Linked DNA regions of Homo sapiens: region 2 is linked to region 1. The links are chromatin contacts, found by Hi-C or POLR2A ChIA-PET in ENCODE. All regions are on one chromosome and are shown on one strand. The core of a region is the stretch at or near the end of the contact, and the rest is flanking DNA. Distances in the headings are between cores, read along the strand shown. Region 1 holds the start of LINC00475 (long intergenic non-protein coding RNA 475). Region 2 overlaps CENPP (centromere protein P).

The links. Hi-C counts contacts between places; a loop is a spot of excess contacts on that map. ChIA-PET counts read pairs that join two places held with the same protein, here RNA polymerase II (POLR2A). Pooled maps may share reads with other maps.
Region 2: a map of mammary epithelial cell shows a loop between it and region 1 (3-fold over the local background). The contact joins the enhancer-like site here to the promoter of LINC00475 in region 1. A Hi-C loop is called at or near these places in 1 of 168 maps with a recorded cell type or tissue (mammary epithelial cell), 1 of 37 single-sample maps with no recorded cell type and 2 of 50 pooled maps. POLR2A ChIA-PET finds 5 or more read pairs at or near these places in 2 of 52 experiments (GM12878 and OCI-LY7).

Annotation. Positions count from the first base shown.
Region 1 is chr9:92,139,556-92,143,258 of GRCh38, reverse strand. It overlaps LINC00475 (long intergenic non-protein coding RNA 475), which reads right to left and starts at 1,792. Exons shown (of 4, transcript NR_027341.1): 1 at 1,609-1,792. RefSeq lists enhancers at 928-1,506, 1,507-2,086, 2,666-3,245 and a silencer at 1,763-1,942.
Region 2 is chr9:92,499,939-92,503,641 of GRCh38, reverse strand. The region is part of intron 5 of CENPP (centromere protein P); the gene reads right to left. ECM2 (extracellular matrix protein 2) reads left to right here. Exons shown (of 10, transcript NM_001393.4): 8 at 990-1,129; 9 at 2,589-2,915. Among named protein-coding and RNA genes, the nearest start is that of ASPN, 19 kb to the right of the region's middle. Within about 2 kb of position 1,846, at least 8 of the 41 ENCODE cell types and tissues checked have a DNase peak (open chromatin) inside an H3K27ac peak, as active enhancers do.

The DNA of each region.
Region 1 (3,703 bases), core at 543-3,042:
CTTATCTCCCCTGCCCCTTCAACCCAGGCAAGGGACCTTCCTTCAGCTCACCCAGAGAAAGGCTCCACAGAAGTCATATCTAAACTCTTTAGCCACAGGACCCTGTCTTCCAATGAACCAATGTCACATACTCCCAGGATAGAAAACTGCTGAAAGCAGGGCTGGCCTGGGTGTGGGCTGGGGCCGGAGCCTGCCCTGCTTTGCCAGATGCTGAGCACCCAGCCTCTGTGCAGTTGGTAGCTTTATTCCCATGACTGCCTCCGCCGTCACCTGCTGCACTGTGAAGGATTCCATTTGTCCTTCTAGAAGATGGGCATTATTTTTCTCTTCTCACTCCCTTACCTGGCCCACAGCCTGTGCCTTTTGGAGTGGAGGAGGACATCCCAACCTAGGGACAGGGACATTTGGAGAGGAGCCCCATGAAGAGTTGCCATCTGGGACCCTCTGCCTCCCACCAGGACACTGCCAACACTGAGCATCCTTTTAGTTCCACAAATTCTTGCTAGGCCCCTATAAAGATTCGCCCAGCGTCCTCTTCCTCTAAGCTCCCACGTGCTAGAACTCCCACATGCTAGAAGCCATGAGGGGTCTCTCTCAGGCCAGAAGGAGCTCTGGGATCCTAGCCCTCAGCAGAAGGCCCCAGGCTTTCCCACCTGCTCCCAGCTCCTCTGAGGAAGTTGATGGAGCCTGCAGAGCTGGGCTGGAGGAGGTCTCCTTTCCCCAGAGCGGGGCTGGGGGTGCGGGTAGGTGGCCTGGAATGTGCTCTCTCACCCTCCTCCTGCCCATGTGGTAAGCAGCGAGAGCCCCCAGCCCTCCAGCTCTGAGGGGAAGCTCCTGTGAGCCAGACGGACAGGACAGCTGCCCCCAATAGGGTCCCCTTCACGGGCCATCTCACCCCAACTCAGACGCTAAAAATGGTTCTCCGCTTTTCAGCCTCCGCGCCTGCCCACAAATTAGTGTCTCCAACACAGCCTCTTGGGACATGACTTTAGGGAGGCCCCTGGGGGAGCCGGGAGGCCCCAGTAAAGGGAGATGGTGCTGGCAGAGTCCCTTTCTGAGGAGACAAGAGTGGATAAGGCCCCCCTCCCAGCTTCTGGGACCCCCCCCCCAAAGAAGGCCACCCAGCCTCAGTGTGACAGCCCTGTTGTCCTCACCATGGCAGAAGAACAGACATTATTTCCACCCCACTGGGGCACGCTCCCCTCACCTCCACCTCCAGTTCTGTCAGCTTTACCCTCAGCCACCATCCTGGGCACTGCTCTGCTGGAAGAGAATGCAGCAACAGGAGATGGGGGAGCCAGCCCCGCGCCCTCCCGCTTAGGGTCCAGAACCCACCTTGCCAAACCTGGGCTCCCGCAGTCAGCCCACAAGCACGGAGGCCAATGGGGAAGCCAAGTCAGGGAAGCCTGGTCTCCCTGCTCGCCTGATATTTAGTCTCAGACTCTTCTCCCCTCCCCAGTCCCGCAACGGTCAACTTGGAAGGGGGTGAACCCTCTCCGGGATGCCCACGCCCCAGGGCACCAAGCAAGCAGGTGTCCTGCTGAGGCCAGGACTGGGTGCAAGCCAGCAGCCCGCAGTACCAGGTGGAGACAGGCGGGCAGTACTCACAGGTAAGCCGTCAGGGGATCCAGGTCCCCCGGTATGGCGGACAGCCCAAGCTCAAGAGCAGTCGGCAGACAGCATGATGCCGTCCTCCTGGCAGTGGCAGGGGGCCGGGCAGGCGGTAGGCCCCGGGCCGGGCTGGGGGGCGCAGCCGGCGCTCGGGGAGGCGCACACAGCGGCGCGAAGTCACAGCGCCCGGAGCCTGGGCGGGTTGGGCATCTCGGCGGCCGGGCTGCTGGGTCACCTGGCGGCCAGGCGCGCAGACGCACGGGCGCGGTGTCCGCAGCTGCTTTCTCCCGGTCCCGGCGGGCTGCGCCGTCGGTGGGGACCGCCCCGGGGGCTCTACTGGGCGTCGGCGGCGGGGCGGTGCAGTCAGAGAGGAGCAGGCATTGTTGAGTGATCTTCGTTATTCAGTTTCACAGGCTGGGCTTGGCAAGGGAGGGAGACCCAGCCGGAGGAGGAGTCAAGGAAACTTTCTACGCTGCGGCTAGCTCCCTTCCCTCCTTCCTTCGGAGCTGGCAGGAATTTCATTCAGGAAAGATAAAAAAAGGAAAAAAGCAAAGAAACCCAAGCGAGCAAAGCTCAGCCCGTCAGAGACCTGCACTTGTTTAGAAAGGGTGTCCCAGGGCCTTGGCTGCAGGGCTGGGGACCCTCTTGCCTTTGGGGATAGCCACGGGGTCACATGGGACCCAGAGGAGATCTCTGAAAGAGGCCTTGGGGCTCTCATAGCCCCTCATGCCTTCACCACGTTTCACACTGGAGGAAACAGAGACCCAAGAGGAGAAATGATTTGTTCAAGGTGACACAGCTGATAGGGCATCCCCAGAGCTGGAACTCGTCAGCCCTCCTCGGCCTTATCCTAGGACAAGAGAGAGGGGAGTGAGGGGCTACCCTGGAAGAGGCCAGGCTGCGGAGGGTTCCACTGCAAGCTGGGATGACCCGGCAGTGGGCAACCAGGAGCAGTCTCCTCCCTGAGAGGTCGCGCCTTGACTCCAAAGAAACGGGTGTGGAGTTCCACTCGCTGAGTGCACCCTGGGTGGAAATGCACTCCTGCAGCCTCTGTCAGGTTTACTGTCAGGTTTACGGGGACCACCTTGATCCCTGCTCCCAGGACCTCGGCAGGCTGAGGGACTGCGTGCAGCTCAGCTGCTTGTCAAGAGGCCACCTCAAAGTAAGCAGATTGGCGCCACCTGGAGGCCGGGTGCTGCACCTGCAGCTCGGCCACCCTGAGGCTGGAATCCCACCAACTGGCTGACCTGGCCGGCCCCAGAGCCCTGGTGAGCAAAGGGCACGGTGGTTAAAACTGAGGCCAATCCCTGTTCTCTCCTTAGACCATAGTGAGCTGGCTGTGCTTCCTTCACGCAGCCTCTTGCTGTCTCTGGTCTCTCCCATGCTGAGCCAAGCCCCAGTGCAGAGCTAGAGCAGGCTGTGGGCACCCCTCCTTCCTTTTTTGCCCTGTCTCCCCATGGTCCAGCCAGAGGGTATACCAGAAACCTGGGACCTCAGAGGCATCCAGGATTTCTTCCACCCTGTCCTTCCACATGCCAGAATCCTCTCATCAACACCTCTCCACTCTCCGATAACCTCCCAGGGCTAGAGGGGCTGCATAGCCGGACCAAGAAATGAGCAGACCCTGACCCTAGGCCTCCCGTTGGTGCCATGGCGCTGAAAGTAGAAGATGAGCCTCCTAAGAAGGCTAGAGGATGGGCCTACATGACCAGAAAGACTCACAGATAGAGCCACCTTTGCCCTATGGCAGAAAGCTACCACAGGCCAGCCTGCACTTCCTTCACTCAACCATAGCCTTGGCTCCATCTCATTTGCAGCTCCTGCTGCTCCAATGTGAGATTTTCCCAGAGTGGAAAAGCCATGGTTGAGCCCTGTTGCAACCTCAGCAGCAGCTGCTTGAGACAGACTTGGGCAGCTCAGAGCAGAGCCTCCAGCCTGCTTTTGTGAGGGTCATTAGGGGGCCCACCCTCAGCTCCTGATAAACATGGCATATGGAGGACACCGGCATTTAGTCCTCCTGGGAGGGCACCAGTGCTTTAGTCTCGTTCTGGGAAAGCTCCCGGCTGAGCAGCCAGCACGACCTCTGTACCCT
Region 2 (3,703 bases), core at 597-3,096, 360 kb before region 1:
ACAAGGAGAATTTTTATAATGCAGATCCTTTAGTGAAAAACTCCCTCTAATGCCAACTAAACTTAACTTGAAGGCAGCTAGCTATTAAAAACTTATTAACAGTTCTAGAAAACTTCTCCTTGGTTGTAAATTAAGGCTGTTAATTAACTTTAATTAATTATAACAAAAGCAAATCTAAAAACATGAGCCTAAAATATTATAGACCACATGAAATAGTAGGAAACAGGCAGCCTGGGAGCTGGAGGCTCGGCTAGGACAAGCCCCTCTCAGCATTAGTCATGTAACCACGGGTGGGCTTCCCTGTCTCTCCAGGCCCAACTTAACTCCACTGGTAAGTAGAGATTAAAATATCTGTCTACTTTTCAGAGTTTTTAAGCCCAAATGAGATAATTTATGTGAATAAGTTTTATAAAATAGAGAGCCTTGTATAATTATTTTGGTATGCCATTTCTTGCAACATATTATAGCTAATACATTTTAAATAAAATTCATTTGATTCCATAACCATGGCAGTGTGTTTTATTTTACTAATTAGTTATAAAATTTGACAACTTTCCTGTAATTCCAGCACTTTGGGAGGCCGAGGCGGGTAGATCACTTGAGCTTAGGAGTTCGAGACCAGCCTGAGCAACATGGTGAGACCCTGTCTCTACAAAAAATACAAAAATTAGCCAGGCTTCATGGCGCATACCTGTAGTCTCAGTCACTTGTGGGACTGAGGTGGTAGGATCACTTGAGCCTGGGAGGTCAAGGCTGCAGTGAGCCATGTTTGTGCCACTGCACTCCATCCTGCGTAACAAAGTGAGACCCTGTCTCAAAAAAAAAAAAAAAAAAAAAGACAACTTAAAAATATGAGCTTACTTGAAAGAGCAGTAAGACTCTTTAGATAATACTAATGATAATAGTCTATGTCACTATTTTAGTCTCCATGAAATTGAACGTATCAACTAACACAAAAGAAAAATAATAGTCTTCTCTCTTAATTATAGGAATTATACCTAGAAAATAACCAAATTGAAGAAATAACTGAAATTTGTTTCAATCATACCAGAAAGATCAATGTCATTGTACTACGTTATAACAAAATTGAAGAAAATAGGATTGCTCCTTTAGCCTGGATAAATCAAGAGTAAGTACATGCTACAATTTAAATTTTATTGAACTATTTCTTCCTCTCGCTATTATTAAACAGAGTATGGAAACTGGGAATGGGATAAGTGAGGGAGGTGACGATACTGAAGGGCTCGGAGACAGAATCGTTTCTTAGTGAACCCTTACCCTATCCCCAAAGTGGGCTACTTCATGCAGTTTCCAACCTGTGCGCTGCATGACTGGTGTTAGGATTATTGCAGTAACTACTGTTGTTGTCACCATACTGCATACTGGACACCCTATCATATGCCAAGTGCTGAGCTAGCAAGAACTGAGCCCCAGCTGTCTGACTTCGAGGTCTGCCCACTAGTGGTCAAATGCCACTCTAGCTCTGTCTACCTCACAGGTTGTCAGGAGGTTTGAATGAAGGATTATTCCCCTGCACACAGTGAGAAAGAAATCTGCCATACTCCTTCTCCTCATCATCATTAGGTGGAAGCACCAGGCTCCAGAGCCCAGGCCTGTTCTCCTACACTACACAGCCTTCTTTTCTCCAAACTATTTCTTCACCTCAACTCTTACAAAATAGACTGAAGAATGCTTGGCCTAACAGTGCAGGCCAAAAGTAGACTCTGTCTTCCTGGACAAGAATCAGCAGCCTCTGGCTATAGCTTTCAGTGAAGGGGGAGGGAGTCAGAAGCAAGCCCTGCAGCAAATCCAGCAGACAACTGGGATCTGGGATTGCGTGTCCTGGAACTATGTGCCTAAGTAGCACAGCCTGGGACACGTGTCATTCAGAAGCAGGATGGAGAGGCCAATTGGGCTCAGCAGCATGTGGCACTGAGCCCACTGTAGGCAGAGAAGTCTTCATCAGGTGAAAAGAGGGCGTGGGGCAGAAGCCTTAGGAGACTCAGGTGGGGTTCCTGAAACAAGCCAGTGAGTTCACCACGTTCCCCAGATCTTCTAGATGATTAACAGCATTTTCTAGATTCCCTCAGGCTCGCCTCAAGTCCCAGGTGTGCCAGGTCATCAAATCAAATGTGGAATGAAAATGTAGGGGAAGGGGAACCAAAACAAGCCAAAACAAACCAAACTTCCTTGCTGGAACCAGAGACAACTTTACAGATAGGCATTTAGATGCATGCTGGGATTCACGGGATTTCATTTTGGATTCAACGCATCAACCGTACAGATATTTTAGTCTTTGGGCCTCAGTATTGCCTCTAGGGATATGAGTTTTTCCCTCCTAGTCTTTGATGCTCCTCTCGCATGGACTCACATAGCTGGGAGGCAGTATGGCACCCTGGTAAGGACATGCAGCTTGGTGCAAGAGACTAGGGCTGGCTATACCTGGAAAAGTTCCTATTTGGAATCATCACTACAAACTGGGTGCTTATAGGAAAATGGACCAGCATCGAGACTGGCCTTATCAAAATTTAGAGCTGATGATCACCATCCTGATGTCCCTACCCTGTTTACTTTTTTCTTTGCTGCAGAAATCTAGAATCCATTGATCTCTCCTACAACAAGCTCTATCACGTCCCGTCCTATCTACCCAAGTCCTTGCTGCACCTAGTACTCCTTGGGAACCAGATTGAACGGATCCCTGGCTATGTGTTTGGCCACATGGAACCAGGCCTGGAATACTTGTACCTGTCATTTAACAAACTTGCTGATGATGGCATGGACCGTGTCTCCTTCTATGGGGCATATCATTCTCTGAGAGAATTATTTCTGGATCACAATGACTTAAAATCTATACCACCTGGGATACAAGAAATGAAAGCACTACATTTTCTGAGGCTGAACAACAACAAGATACGGTAAATTTTGGCTTTTTCAAGTATCTGTTTAAATTTTGGTTGGCAAAATATATGATAAAACAACCATGACATGATCTCTGGGATTTACGTTAAGGGAAAAAAAAATGGTGCTAAGGGGTTGGATTAAACAAGATTGGCAAATGTTAGTAATTACCAAAGGTGGATGACAGGTATGTGAGGATTCATTATAAGCTTTTCCTACTTTTGCACATGTTTATAAATTTCCATAGTTAAAACATCTTTTGGTCAGGTGCAGTGGCTCACGCCTGTAATTCCAGCACTTTGGGACGCCAAGGCGGGCGGATCACCTGAGTTCAAGAGTCTGAGGCCAGCCTGGCCAACATGGTGAAACCTCGTTTCTACTAAAAATACAAAACTTAGCAGGGCGTGGTGGTGCGTGTCTGTAATGCCAGCTACTCAGGAGGCTGAGGTGGGAGAATTGTTTGAACCTGGGAGGCAGAGGTTGCAGTGAGCCGGGATGGTGCCACTGCACTCCAGCCTGGGTGACAGAGTGAGACTCCATCTCAAAAAAAAGATTAACAGATTATTATATATAACACTTAGAACTTTAGAGAGAGGTTCAAATGAGTCTTCAAAGCAATAGATTATGTTACTACTCCTACCTCCATGTATAAATAAATAAAACTAATCTATAAAGCATAAAACGTAAATATATGCTAAAATTAAAACTGCTTCTATCTAGTTTTTTCTGAAGTCAGATTTCTGAATACATTTATTAAGACTCACTTTCCCTACTTTTGGGAACACATTTTTCTGCATGTGTTCAG